3 separate regions of the Homo sapiens genome follow, and all the other regions are linked to region 1. The links are chromatin contacts, found by Hi-C or POLR2A ChIA-PET in ENCODE. All regions are on one chromosome and are shown on one strand. Each heading gives the region's core, a stretch centred on a gene start or an enhancer-like site at or near the end of the contact. The rest is flanking DNA. Distances are from core to core; before and after follow the strand shown.

Region 1 (4,734 bases), core at 784-3,283:
TAGGCTGGGCGACTTAAACAAGAGGAATTTATCTCTCACAGTCTGGAGGCTAGAAAAATCCAAGATCAAGGTGCTGGAAGATTCCTTTCCTGGCTTGCAAATAGCCACCTTCTTGCTATGTCCTCATCTGTCAGAGACAGTGTGCAGGCACTCTGGTATTTCTTCCTCTTTTCAGAAGGGCACTAATCCCATTATGGAGACCCTTACCCGCATGACCTCACATAACCCTAATTACCTCCCAAAGACCTCCCTTCCAAATACCGTCGCATGACGGGGAGGGTTAGCGTTTTCACATATGAGATGGGGGGAACATAAACACTCAGTCCATAACCTTCCATGCCGGGCCCTTCAAAATGTGTGTCCTTCTCACATTCAAAATTCATTCAATCCCAACAGCCCCAACAGACTTCACTGGTTCTAGCATCAACTCTAAAGTCCCAAGTCTCATCTAAATATCATAGAAGTCAGATATCTACATCATAAAGAGTTTATTCCAGGAGAAACAAAAGGGGAGAGTGAGACAAGGAAGGGAGAAGAGCCAGCAAGGGATAGATTACAGCTTGGAGCTCCGTCCTGCTGGGGGTTCTTCAGAATCCACGTGGAACATGGCTCAGCCTAGGCCCATTAGAGGATGGGGGACTGGGCAATTATCCATCTACTCTCATCCCCAACTAGTTGAGGTTTTCCCCTGGAAGCGTTAACACCCCCAGAGAAAGCCCTTAAGCAGCTGGAGATGGGACTCTGTCAGTGAATTGAAAACTGTTGCCCACTACCTCAAGTGAACTCAGGTAGCCCAGGGTGGATATAGAAAAAGCACCAACAGCATCTGCTATGGAATGTGAGATCAAGGAGTGCCTTCCAAAATAAATGTTTTTTATTGATCAGGTAAAGGGCTTGTGATAACAGGTCACTGTGACTCGGCAAACAGATTCTGTGATAGTCACATAGGCATGCAAAAATACTCACAGGTTCTCAGGCTATGGAAGACTCTGATTCACCCATTCAGTGAATATATACTCAACAGCTACCACAAGCCAAGAACCGTGCTAGGCTCTGGGGTTACAATAATGGACAAAACAGATGAGTTTTCCGACCTCACAGGGCTTATAGGCTAGAGGATTAGAGCGGCATTAATCAAATAATCACACAACATGATAAATACTAATTTGACAGCTGGTATGAAGGTGCATTTTCTGCAGAGAAGGCCCTTGACAGGGCTATAGAAGCCACCGTGTATGTTCCCCAGGGCATGGTGAGAAAGCAGTGGATGGTGTTGGAAGCAGTTTTGAGCATGTGCTGGGTAATACCTTCACAGAGAAGCTTCCTCGCCCTTTCAAGAAGTCTCTTGGGGAGATAGGGAGCTTTCTACTAGTTTGACAGAATGAGAATTTCTCTCTGAAGCTGGGCTTTTATAAGGAAGGGTCGATATCACTTCAGCATAGATCTAGTCATTGAAATAATAGTACTTGAAAGAAAGAAATACAACCAACACCCGAAGGATGGTGAATTGCAAAGAGAAACAAGTCTGGGTTTTCTTGATGACATTGCTGAGCTTTTTCGCTAGCCTTAGTCTCCTCACCCTCGAACTTCTTGTGATGTGAGCTCATTAAAAGTCTTTATTGCTTCATCCACTCTAAATCAAGTTTTCAGTTACTTGCAACCAAAAACATCCCTGACACACCATATATTTCATATTTTTCCACAGTTCTTCATGAGAACTCTTATTGTTCCCATGCTAGGTGAAGGAAACTGATACCCATATAAGTGAACTATCCAAGGTCACACAATGAATAAAGCTGGAATTGGGATGCAGGCCTTCTCATTGCAGCTCCTCTGAATTTGCTCTAGTGCAGTATACTACAGCACAACACAACACAAGCCCCTTTTCTCCCCACTAGGTCTTTGCCACATGTTGTCACCTTACAGAGCTATTTTTAGTCCCCAGATGCCATGAGGCACGGGATTCCTAACTGCCACCTCCTAGCTCAGTGCCATTGACATGATGTGTCAGCGTAGTGGCCTTTCCTGTAATTGCGCAAGTCCAGAGTTTCCACGGACATCCTTTTTGTTTTTTGCGTCCTTGCCTTGACAATTTGTACTGCTCTCTTCCTCCTTTGGCCATTCTTGTTTAACTGTTTCCCTAGAACTTTTATTATGTCACCACATACACACATTCTTGCAATATTTAAAAGAGTGGTTATGAAAATTGTGTGATAACATTAGGATATTACATGTTAAGTGCAAAGTAGGATACAAATTGCTTGCACAAAGATATGAAAAAACACATATGCACATTAAAAATTAAAACAAAAACACTAGAATGTTTGCTATGATTGTGGTGGTGTGGTGAGACGTGGGTAATTTTTTTTTTTTTTGATTTTCCAAATTTTCTGTTATGTGCATATAATGAAAAAAATAGGTTAGGATGTTTTTTAAAATATGTCATTGTTTATCTGGCCCATCTCCTGGGAGGCAGCATAGCAGAGCATGCTAGTTAACAGCGTGCACTCTGGAGCTTGATTGCCTGAGTTCAAATCCCAGCCCAACCACTTAATAGGTGCATAGCTCTCAGCAAGATCTGTAACTATTCTGTACCTCAGTTTACCCATCTGTAAAAGGGGCAATATCCCATCCACCTGTCTCATAAGGTGACTCTGAGGATCAAGTAAGTTAGCAATTGTAAAGCCCTTGGCATGGTGTCTAGTACAGGAAGAGTGTTATGTGTTTGTTGAATATAAGCCATTTTATTGTGCCTTACCCATTGTGGAGCTTCTTGGAAGGGACTGTGATGCAGAAGTGAGACAGACCTCTGTGTTTTTCAGATGGACACAACTGGTGAAAGTGCAAAGAGATGACTTGTGCTCAACATGAAGACTCTTTTAACCTCAGAGTCAAGCAGGCTGGAGAGGAGCTCCTTAGCAATTCACCACTGGATGGTTGTGTCACAGACTCCTCGGATACTTGACATCTCATGAAGCATCCTCACATAAGGCCACTGGCAGAAATCAAGTGAAGGGAAGACGACCAAACCTCCACCAGTATAGAGAGGCCCCTAACAGGCCTTCCTCCACTGAAATAGGATGAAGTCCTCTAGTGGCCAGGGGGTGACAATACAACTCCTCTTCCAAGTCCTTACACAGGATGCCCCTCCGTTGCTGGCGACCTCTAGTTGGGTTTGTTTTTGTCAAGCGTGTCAGGAGAGAATGCAGGGCTCCTTCTATCCCCTTGCTGAGACTGAAAGAGTCAAAATACATTTCCTAAGACCAAGTATCTGCATGTTTGTCGTATGAGCCCACTTTACAAAGCTGATCTCTAGAAAGGAGTCCCTCACTGGCACATTGGGTCATATGGGCCGCTTGTGTACACATGACCTCTGCTTGGAGGACAGGGCTTTCTCAAAAGGATGGCTTAGAATGTGTTTCAGATGGGTGGGACCTGAATCCAGCTCCTCTCATTTCAATCCCTTCACTTTGCAAATGGAGAAAATTCCCCGTTAATTCTAAATATTCCCCAGCAATTTTTAGACTAGTGTCTGGAACAGGGTGGGTGGATCATAAATACTTTATGGGAATTTGGTGTCACTTTCTGTCCTCTTGATGACTTTAGCAGTGGGCCTCATCAAAAGGCTCACTGATGATACATCAACGGCTCTGTCTTTCTCAACTTGGCACTGGTAAAATACCCAAGAACACAGAATGCTGCATTAGGAAGAATCCCCCTTTACTTTCATATTTTATATATTATCCGATGGCTGGGAGAAAGAGAAAAAACAGGTAGGAGAAGAAAGAAGAAACAGACAAAAAATAGAATAGTCTAGCTCAGGGTTCTGCAAAGGGGCGGTTGGTAAGGATTTTATGCTTTGCAGGTCATGCAATGCTGTCGTGACTACTCAACTCAGCCATTGTAACAGGAAAGCTGTAATAGATGACACGTAAATAAATTGGGTGTGGCTGGATTCCAAGAAAACCGTATTACAAAACAATCAGTGGGCTGGATGTGGCCTGCCCACCCCTCATCCAATGCAAGAATGATAACATTCCCCATCCTTCATACATGGCAGAAATGGTTAATCGATCGTGGTGTCAATTAACTGCCTGAGTTAAAAACCCTGTTCCAGGCCCTTAGTAAGTGTACACCTTCAGGAAATTTGCTCAATATTTCCAAGCTTCAGTTTTCTCATCTTTAAAATGGAGCTCATAATGCTGTGAACCTCAAAGAACTCCTGTGAGAATTGAGTAAGACTGTTGGAAGAAGCTTAGTATGGGTGACTTGTACTTAACAAGCACACTGTAAATGCCAGCTACCTTCATCATCATCTTTGTTGTCATCATCATCATCTGCCTCAATTGACTGACAGATGCACGAGCATTAAATGAGGTAAAGGACATGCAAGTGCCTTGAGATGACCCCGATTATGCAAATAAAAAGTATCTTTCACTGAAATGCTCAAATGCCTTACACTATCCCATCCACTTACTTCCCCTTGCTGAAGTGCCAGGGAAAGCTAGATATGTCCTTCTTGTGCTAATGGAATAGTTAGGGAAACCGAGGCACTTGAAAGCTCAGGAGAGTCACTAAAGGCAGCAACTTACTGACTTGGTGACTAAGCTGCATCTACAGCCAGGTTTCCACATTCTTTGCCCACTTTTCTGTCTCCTACCAGCATCTTTGAGTTCTGATTACCCTACTGGGTCCTGTTTGCTCAGGGATTTCAAATATCTCCAGGGAATAGAT
Region 2 (4,744 bases), core at 2,183-4,682, 100 kb before region 1:
CAACCATATATAGAGATAGGGAGTGAACACTAAAAGAGTCGTAAACATTGTTCCTGGAGATGGGAAAATGGGAGGGAGGAAAACTGAGGAATGTAATTTGTCTTAACAAACCTTGTAAAACTAGTTGAACTACACATATTAGACAAAAGCAAAATGAGAATAAAAGGCACACACTGGACCAAATTATAGACAGCATTGTGCATTATAGCCTACGCCATAAGTACATATTCTTATTAAAATATTCTGTGGTGAAACTCTAAAGTCGGCTAACATGGTTCTCAGTCAAAGGCAATTTTGCCACTGCCTTCCTCCCACCCCTGACTCAGGGCACATTTGCTGATGTCTAGAGGCATTCTTCATAGTCACAGCTGGGGATGGGGGTGCTACTGGTGTCTAGTGGGTAGAGACCAGGGACACTGCTAACCATCTTACAAGGCACAGGACAGCCCCCCACAATAAAGAATTAAGTGCACAAAATGTCAATAGTGCCAAACTTGAGAAACTCCTGCTTAATGGGTGTGTGCCCTGCAGACTGCTGGGAAGATAAACCTTAAAATCCTGAAAGTGAAGACATCATGGGAAGGCTGACTAACCTAGATTTTGGGGTGGCTTTAAAATGCCTACAGATTCTTTGATACTCCTCTCCTCAAAAGATGGGTTCTAATTTCACTCTCCTCCAGTGTGGGCTAGGCTTAGTAACTTACTCTTTTTTTTTTTTTTTTTTTGTGATCAGTCTCACTCTGTCGCCCAGGCTGGAGTGCGGTGGCGTGATCTCGGCTCACTGCAACATCCATCTCCTGGGTTCAAGCGATTCTCCTGCCTCAGCCTCCCAAGTAGCTGAGATTACAGGTGCGCGCCACCACACCCAGCTAATTTTTGTATTTTTTGTAGAGACGGGGTTTCACCATGTTGGCCAGGCTGGTCCTGAACTCCTGACCTCAGGTGATCCTCCTACCTCAGCCTCCCAAAGTGCTGGGATTACAGGTGTGAGCCACTGCGCCTGGCCAAGACTTAGTAACTTATTTCCAATAAACAGAGTAAAGTGGGACTGATCATGCAGACCTCAGGGACTAGGTGCTGAAAAGCCAGGTGAGGCCGATTTCAAAATCCACACTAATGACCCTGCGCCACCCCGCATCTCTTTGTAGAACATTTATTTACATTCCTTGAGATTGCTTGAATTCTTTCCCCTCTGTCTTCTCACTAAGAACTCTGCCAGTGCTCCCCCTGCCCCCCATACACACACATGCTTTTAAAAATGCCCTTTATTATTGTTCTTTCCTGAAACTTAGTGTCTACATATTTCACTAGGGAGACTCAGAAAGCCCTTAGAGGAGTTGAATGCAGGAACTGTGAATTTAAAGTTTCTTCAAGACTCTTCCTCGTTCTCTTTCCCCTGGGTCTAGATGTGCAGCGATTCTGCCTGGCGACCTTCCTTCTCTCTCCGCATTCCCCGCCCCTCCGGAGCTCCATCTCTTCTGGCCAGAGTCCCGCATTCTCTCAGCCCCATTCCCCCTGGAAAGTGTGGAGTCTCCCTTGATATTGACACCCGTCATGGGGCTGTGCAGCTGTTCCCATGCAGCCAGCCTGAAGGCCTTCCAGACAGTGCTTGCATTCACCCACCCTCTGCATGGCACAGCCTGGCAGCTCCACAGGGCCTGGCACCCCAGGACTGTGGCTGAGGGTGGGGGTGCAAACTGGCATCTATGCTTCTTCTCCACCCCCACTCCTGACTCCCTAAATGTCTAGTAATTGAGAGTTAATAGCTAAGAAAGACAAGTACTTCCTTCCTGTGATCTAGAATGAACTGGGGGTGGGAGTGGGAAGATATTACATCTTTTTTTTTTCTTTGTGGTTGTAGATAACTATTCTCATCATATTATTTAGGTCTCATTTTGTTTGAGTGGCATAAATCCAATTCCGATTGGATTTGGCAGAAAGGGGAGTTTAATAACAGGGTATCAGGGTAAGCTCTAAGTAAGCTGAAGAAAGAGCAGGGATGCTGCCAGATGGGGTCGCCATGTACAGTTGTGCAGGCTGCATGCTGCACAACCCCAATGGCCACTATCTCACAGTGGCCAGATGAAGGGCACTTCCTGGAGCTATGCAGGATACAACTTGTCTAGCTATTCTGTGTCTCTACTCCAGGCTTCAGAAATAACTGAAAGCAGGGTCTCAAATGCTACCAAGACCCTGTCTGCATCTCTGAAATCAGCTTCTCCCTGGGTACTGGCGAAATCCCTCTCCCTGAAGAATGGTTTCATTTGGCTTAGCCTGAATCCAATTCCCATCCTGGACCCATTGTCTCTGCCTAGCAGGAGGCAAGAGATTTAAGAGCCTGGCCTCTGGGAATTTAAAGCTTTCAACCTCTACTTACTTGTCTTTATTTTCGGAACCTCCAGAGCCTTTCAGGCGCTAAGTAGCCAACAGTAGATGGGATGATGTGGAAGTAAAATTGCTACAACTCAGGAGTGGGTGTGAATTCAGCTAACCTCCTCCAGGACGTTCATCTGATGGGGCCTGAAGAGTTTTGGCAAAGTGGGAGCTACTCACCTATTTTGAGTATTCGGGGGGACCTTGTGATCCTTGCGCAGACATCTCCCAAGCTCCCTGTCTTGAAAGCAAAAGACACCAATTATCCCAAAGTAAGTGCCCAAGTAAGTGAGAGATGCTTGGGAACTGCCTCTCTCAAGGGGTCAGAGAGAAGAAACAACACTCTGGTTATGGTAAAGTTCTCTTTCTTCTGCCCGCTCCTGTTTTGTTTCTCCCCCAAGACAAGTTAGGCCGATGCACCCCTCTTGCCCTTTCTAGCCCCGATAGGACCCTCTTCATTCCTTTTAGAACCCCCAGCCTTTCACCCCAACTCCGATCAGCCACCGTGGCTCAGTAGTTTGAACATTAAAGCCAGGGAGAGACTCTCTGGGTGTCATGAAATCAAGGGGTTACCCTGAAAGGGCCAGGGGCGGGAGGTGTGTGGAATGAGGGAAAACAAATACAGCTGCCACGTGCCCTAAATGTTCTTGGATCATTTAATCCACACCTAACAAGGGAGTGCACGACTATTAATGACCAAAATAAATAGTAATCAATTATGATGATGGTAATTATGCTTTTGAAATTAGTCTGGGAAAGGATGACCGAGGCAATTTTTTATTCCAGCTCGGGAAAATGGGACGCCAGCTGGGGCTAATAAGAGCTTTCATTAAGACACTGAGATTCATCCAGGGCTGCGAAGAAAGCCCTCTCTGTCCCGAGGCCCGGCCTGGCCCTGACATGCCTTCTGCTTTTTAACAAGAACTGAAAGGTGGCGAGACAGTTCTTGCCTTGGCAGGGGGCGAAGTCGGCCTCTGAAAAGGCAGTGATTATTCTCCACGGCGCAGCGTGGGGAGTTTCGTTTCTTTGGCCTCCGGTCTCCACACGCTGGGGTTCCAGCACGGGTGATGTGTGCCTGGAGCCGATGGCGCCCGCGGGCTGCGGATGACCCCGGGCAGAGGGTCTGGCAAGGCAGGACGCGCCGGGCAGTTCGCAGGGACTGGCTGGGCAGGGAGACAGAGGGAGGAAAAAAAATGTGGTTTCTGTAAAAGGGGCTGTGTGTCCTTCCTCGCCTCGGGTTGCCCCAAGAGCTGCTGCCGAGATGGTCACTAATATTTACCTGCCAGCCCTTCCATCCCAGAGAGCATATTTACCCAGGCACAGGCAGCCCCGCCTCTTCACTCTGCTCCTGCATGCCCGGCGCCCTTGGGTCTTTCATGGAAGTCCTCTGCTGCTGGCTCCTGCCTCAGTTTCCCTCTCTGCCTCACTCTTTTTCTCTCTCTGTCTCTCTGCCTCTTTCTCTGCTTCTCTCTTGCTATTTAGAAACTAAAGAAGGCTTCTCACTTAGCCACCCAGTAGCACAGTCAACAGTTGTAGGGTTGGTGGGAGTAAAATCCCCTTCTCCCTCTTTTTAGTCCTGATAGAGACAATGAACAGGAGGCTCACCATCTAAACATAGATCCCAGTCTCAGCTTAATTCGAAGGCTCTCAGTCAAGAGTGAGTCCCCTTCCTTGGTCCCCCTACCCCAGGGACGTGGGAATTTTGCTTGTCATAACTGGGGTGGCAGATGCTACTGGCATCTAGTGGATAGAGAGGGATGCTGCTAGACACCCCACGATGCACACAACGAAGTATTAGCCCACGCAGAATGTCAATAGTGCAGGCTTAAGGGCTAAGTAAGCATCTAATCACCCCCTCACAGGCTGGCCTCCTGGAAGACTGTGTTGGGGGTGTGAGATCCTGAAGGCAACGTCCATAGCAGAGATCTCAGGAAGAAAACAGGGCCAGCCAGAGGCCTGGCCGCAGCCAGCGAAGTCAGCCAAGACAGTGACTCTGTCCCCTGGGAACAACACTGGCCAGTCAGATTAGCAGCTCCAGAGAAACTAAGGCATGTTTCCAGGGAAACTAAGGTAACAAGAGAAGATTGCAGAAGCTCTCTTCCTAACACCTCTGCAGGAGGTAGGAAGCTCCTCTTGTGTGGAAGAGAAGGACTTAGGGAGAGGAGAAAAGGGGGTTCCTTTCTAAGCCAGTTCAGGCTGATGTATGCTCAGAGTCTGGTGGACTCAGGAGACCCTCCCACGTGGCTCAGCGATGGCCTGGAGCTGGGAACAATCCTGAAAACATTGCCCTGTTCTCAACATTTATTTGGCAGCGGTATGTAAGGCTTGTGCCAGGTGGTCTGCCAGCTCTAATTCCATCCATAGGACAGGC
Region 3 (5,034 bases), core at 1,403-3,902, 130 kb before region 1:
CTTCCTTTCTCACCACCTCCCCTACCCGCTTCCCAACAGATCTCCTCCCACAGTCACAAGATAAGACACAGGCGCCCAGTGGAATTTAAGCCTGAGAGAAACCACAAATAATTTTGTTTAATATAAGTATGAGTTGTGTAAAATTAGTAGATGTCATGCAACATACTCATACTAAAAGTTATTTGTGATTTCTCTAAAATTCAAATTTAACCAGGCATCCTGTGTTTTTAGTTGCTAAATCTGACAATCCTAGATAGAGACAACTTAAAAACAAATAGAGAGTGTCCTTCCTCGACAAGGGACAGAGATCTGGTACCACCACTAGCACTAGACCCAGAGTCAAAGCCCAGGGCTCCTGGGCTGAGGCCCCTGGGAGAATCAGCAAAGCTTTTCGCCTTCCCCACACGTGCTGTGGGCGCGCAGTACTGCAAGTTATCACCACCAGAGGGCGCACTCTGAGTAGGCGGGAGGAGCCCGCAGGGACAAGACCCCAATCCACAGATGCTTAGAGAGACAGTGAGGGCGCAATCCCCAAAGGAGCATTAGTGTTCAACTGGTGGGGTCCAGGGACATTTCTTCCTCTTCTAAACTAAATGATCCCGAAGACACCTGAGATTCAATGAGAGAGAAGGGTGAGCCCGGGGTAGAATGGTAAGACTCAAAACCTGGCAGGTTTCTTTTACAGTGATTTATTGCTTTGATTTTTAAAAATTGCACAAATAAAATAGACCATTCAGAATTAAACGTGGAAGTCCTCCTTTTAATGTCCCCATTCACCTGCCTCGCATGTGTGTCATGGATCTTCCTAGATCTACTTCTACGCACGTGAGTGCGTGTGTGTGTGTGTGAGTGTGTCTGTGTGAGTGTGTGTGTATGTGTGTGTAATATGGGTTTGTTGGTTAAATTCTTTACACAAATCCCATCAGAATATGTATGTAGATAATTTCTAGAAATTTCTTTTTTCATCTAATAGATTTTGAGGAGGATCACTCTGTGACATAGGCAATATTAATTTCATTTACTCTTCACAATGACCCTATGAGGTAGGGGCTAGTGTTATCGTCCGTTATACAGATGGAGAAACTGTGACACAGAAAGGCTAAGTGAGTTGCACAAGATCACACAGCAAGTAAGTGGCAAAGCTGGGATTGAAACCTAGGCTATCTGGCTTTGGAGCACGAATGCTTAATCACTCTTCTGCAATACTTGGCTTTAACCACTGCATCACAGTCTAGCCTAGAGATGGACCATAGTATATTTATAACCACTGCCCTTTTGATCCATATGCAGGCTGTGTCCAGGGTTCCACTAGTATAAAAAAGGATGCAGAGAAGAGCTTTGTGCAGCAGCCAGAGGGGTTCTTGCAGGGTAGTGGCCCAGCTGTGGAGTATGCACAGGTTACATTCCAATAAATACTGTTAGATTTTATTCCCAAGAGGTTGAAACTTTCCCATTCCCAGCAGTTGTGTTAGTGTGCCCATCCCCCTTGGTGCCATCGAGGGCATGCAGGCAGAAGGAACAGCCTGTGGAGAGGGGCGTGGATATGGTTTGGGGAATGGCAAGAAGTCCAGTGAGGCTGAAGGTTGGGTTGTAGTTGCTGGTTGCGAATGTAATCTATTTTATGCTCTGCAAATTTGATACACGATACCACGATATTTCATTGTAGTTTTTGTTTGCATTTCCCCAATTACCAGGAAGCAATATCATCTTTTTGTGTGTTTATGAGCCATTTGTGTTTTTTCTTCTGTAAACTTTATGTTCATATTTTTACACTTTCCCAATGGGATGTTTATCTTCTTGGTTTGTAGGTGCTCTAGTATTATGGGATGTTAGTCTTTTGTCAGTTACATTTGCACGAATATTATCTCATGGCGTGTTGCTCTTACAAACTCAAGTTTTTAGATAGTAACCTGGATTGTCAAATGCGACAAGACGGTTTCTCAGTCACAGCTGTGGAATGTGTAACGAGACAACCTCTCTGAAGGGCAGCTTGGTAATAGATACCAAATGTGCTTTAAATCGTGTACACTTGCTGATGCTGGTATTCTATATCCATCCTAAGGAAAGATCAGGGATAAAGACAGCAAGTTAGCTCTGAAGATGGTCATTCCAGTTTTGTTAATGATGTAACAATTTGAGAACCTTTACATGTCCAGTAATAGCGCATTGGAAAAATCAATTACATCTTAATCACTGGCAGGAATATAATGTTACCATGAAAAAAGATGCAATAAAACTGTGTTTTTGACTGTACTAGTAAATGAAAAAATTGATAGCATGAAAGATTTTGTCCAGTATTATTCCATTTTTGTAAAAATGTTTAAAGTTCAGGCTGATAAGATATACCCCAAAATGTTGATAATGATTTTTCTCTGCATGGAGCTATTATGGGGTAATCTTTACTGTCTTATTTTTGCTACTCTAAATTTTTTTTAAATTTCTACAAATAATATTAATTACTTTTATAATAAATATATATTTTTAAAATTATACATACATATATATATACACACACGTATGCATATATTTATACCTAATTTTTTCTTTTGACTATTGGTGGTAGACAGCTCCCAGATGATCCACAGGCCCTCAGTGAAACTTACCTCCTGTTATTCATGCTTTTGTGTCCTCTTTTCTCAAACTGAATCAGAGCTGGTCAGTGTTACCAGTAGAATACTGCAGAAGTGATGGTGTGTCACATCCAAGGCTAAGTCATAAGGGCATTGTGACTTCAACCTTTGCTCTTGGATCACTTGCCCTGGGGAAGCAGCTACCATGTTGTGAGGCTGCTCAAGTAGCCTTGTGGAGAGGTCCACCTGGAGAGAAAACAAGGCCTTTGCCGCAGCCGGCACCAACTTGCCAACCATCTGAGTCAGCCACCTTGGAAGTGGATCCTCCAGCCTCATTCCAGCCTTCAGATGACCACTGTCCCAGCTCATATCTAGACTGCAACCTCATGAGAGACCTGGAGCCAGAACACCCAGCTAAGCTGTTCCTGAATTCCCGACTCACAGAGACTGTGAAAGATAATATATGTTTGTGTCTGTTTTAAGTCACTAAGTTTTGGCTGTTGCCTAACAGTAGATAGCTGATATAAAGCTTAGTACCAGAAGTGGGGTGCTGATGGAACATAAACCTACCAATGTGGGAGCGTCTTTGGAACTGAGCAGAGGGCAGAAGCTGAAAGGACTTTGAAGAAAGTGTCAGAGAAAGCCTAAAGGGCACTGGAGAAGCCAGTAGTGGGAGGAGAATGTTGGTGAGGGTTTATAGGAAAGTGAGAACAATGCATTAGAGACTGGAAGAAAGGTGATTCTTGTTATGGAGAGGCAGAAATTAAGCAACACTGCAACAAGATGGAAAGCTCATAAATTGAATGATCTAGCTAAGGAGACTTTTAGGCAAGCCCAGATATTGGGCTCTTCCACTAAGAGTATCTTGCTACAAATATAAAAGAACCAGAAAATGCAGCCCTGCCCTTGGCCTTGGCCTCTGGGCGCCATCTCACTCAGTAGCATGAACTGTGCCCACTGGCCTCCTTGCAAGTGACTGATGCAGAAGGTGGAGAGTTGTCATGCTTGCTGGTTCCCAGGATGGTTCTCAGAAAGCTTGGAACTGAGGTGGAATCATGTTCGTGTTCCTCCCAGAGTATAGAGCAGTTAGACTCTCGGTACATTTCTGGAGAGAGATGGGGGTGAAGAGTGCTCAAGGGAAGAATTGAATCAATGCTCCCAGCACTCCACCCTGCCCATGGGAAGTCAGGTTGCACAGAGGCTAACCTGAAAACTCAGTCACAATGCTCCCTGGATCTGATCATATTTAGGGTATACTTTGGGGTGCCTGGGCCCCTCAGCAGGTGGGTCTGGACAGAGGCTGCACACTGCAGGTTCCTCCCATGTTTTTCTTCCTAAGGATGGAACCACTCACATGCATGATACTCACACACATGACACTCACACGCATGCCGTCTCTCCTTGGGATACCTGACGGTCTGAGCTTTAAAGTAATTTACCTTTATTTACCTGTAATGAACATTCGTCCCGCTTTCTTCTTGTCCAGTGCTTCAAACATCTTTTCTTTGGGGAGCTCCTGCCTCCTCAGTCCCTGACTGTCTAGAGGAGCCAGAAACTCTATTTCTCAGACAGGAGGGTGCAGGCATGTGACCAAACTCACCATACAGATGTACCTGCACCAGACTCAGATTCAGAGCCAGGGGCTCCAGGACGAAGCAAGGTCCCATGGGCTCCACCCTGGCGGGGAGGCGACATTGGAAGCCCCTTTGCAGTTGCCCTACTCAGGGCAGGCTGCCGTGTTGTTTCCTGGAGCTGCTCTGCAGTAGGTGGCACGTTTGGGCCATATTCTAGAGCCCAGTTCCCAGGTCATTCAAAAGATGCTGGGGCCCCCAAGTAGCCAGTGATAAATCCCATTTCTGCTTAAACTCAATACAAGTGGTTTCTGTTGTTTGCAACCAAGCCTGCCTGAGGCCTTCTACTGGCGCTGCACCTTTGCAAGGGAGACATTTGGTGTGATATATAACAGCAACTTTGGGACGAATTCCACTCTACCAGACACAGCTGGGAGCAGAACAATCCCAGATACCTCTTCGGGTAAATGGACCCCTAACTAGGGAAATGCATTTTTTAATGTGCTTTTTAAATCACTTGGAATGCCCTGACCTCCCCACCTCCTCCTCTGTCCCACTCGGGTCCACCCTCCACATCACGGCCAGTGTGATCTTTCTCCACAATGATCTGGTGGTGCTACTCCCCATGTGACACCTGCGCTGGGTGTCTCTGTCCCCACCCCATCTTCCTCCTCCCTGCTGTGCCCACCCAGCCATGCCATGGGGACAATCACTCTTGCTCTCTGGCTTCAAGTGGGGTTTGGCCAATGGGAGCATGGGCAGGCCCTCACAGGGCAGGAAGAATGGACTTGGACATCTGTTACCCCCGGTCCTTCCCTGCCAGGTTACCACAGGTAGGCTGTGTCCCTTTACTGCAGACTCATATGTGCTTCTCCACACAGCCACCCTCTCTG

Evidence for each region. A loop is a pair of places that touch in the nucleus more often than their neighbours do. ChIA-PET counts read pairs that join two places held with the same protein, here RNA polymerase II (POLR2A). Pooled maps may share reads with other maps.
Region 2: a map of posterior vena cava shows a loop between it and region 1 (2.1-fold over the local background). The contact joins two enhancer-like sites. A Hi-C loop is called at or near these places in 4 of 168 maps with a recorded cell type or tissue (GM11168, PC-3, aorta and 1 more), 1 of 37 single-sample maps with no recorded cell type and 4 of 50 pooled maps. POLR2A ChIA-PET finds 5 or more read pairs at or near these places in 2 of 52 experiments (MCF 10A and Panc1).
Region 3: a map of HepG2 shows a loop between it and region 1 (2.8-fold over the local background). The contact joins the promoter of LINC02995 here to the enhancer-like site in region 1. A Hi-C loop is called at or near these places in 27 of 168 maps with a recorded cell type or tissue (Calu3, GM12878, GM13976 and 21 more), 31 of 37 single-sample maps with no recorded cell type and 30 of 50 pooled maps.

Annotation. Positions count from the first base shown.
Region 1 is chr5:173,449,575-173,454,308 of GRCh38, reverse strand. All of the region lies in intron 3 of LOC105377732 (a long non-coding RNA gene), which reads right to left. Among named protein-coding and RNA genes, the nearest start is that of MIR8056, 100 kb to the right of the region's middle. Within about 2 kb of position 2,033, at least 11 of the 41 ENCODE cell types and tissues checked have a DNase peak (open chromatin) inside an H3K27ac peak, as active enhancers do; they include HCT116, IMR-90, PC-3 and 4 more, where a contact is called at or near this core.
Region 2 is chr5:173,554,124-173,558,867 of GRCh38, reverse strand. LOC105377733 (a long non-coding RNA gene) reads right to left here. Exons shown (of 3, transcript XR_941247.2): 3 at 3,335-3,536. Among named protein-coding and RNA genes, the nearest start is that of LINC02995, 23 kb to the left of the region's middle. RefSeq lists an enhancer at 1,847-2,575. Within about 2 kb of position 3,432, at least 4 of the 41 ENCODE cell types and tissues checked have a DNase peak (open chromatin) inside an H3K27ac peak, as active enhancers do.
Region 3 is chr5:173,577,252-173,582,285 of GRCh38, reverse strand. LINC02995 (long intergenic non-protein coding RNA 2995) reads right to left here and starts at 2,652. Exons shown (of 4, transcript NR_027108.2): 1 at 2,604-2,652; 2 at 1,911-2,057.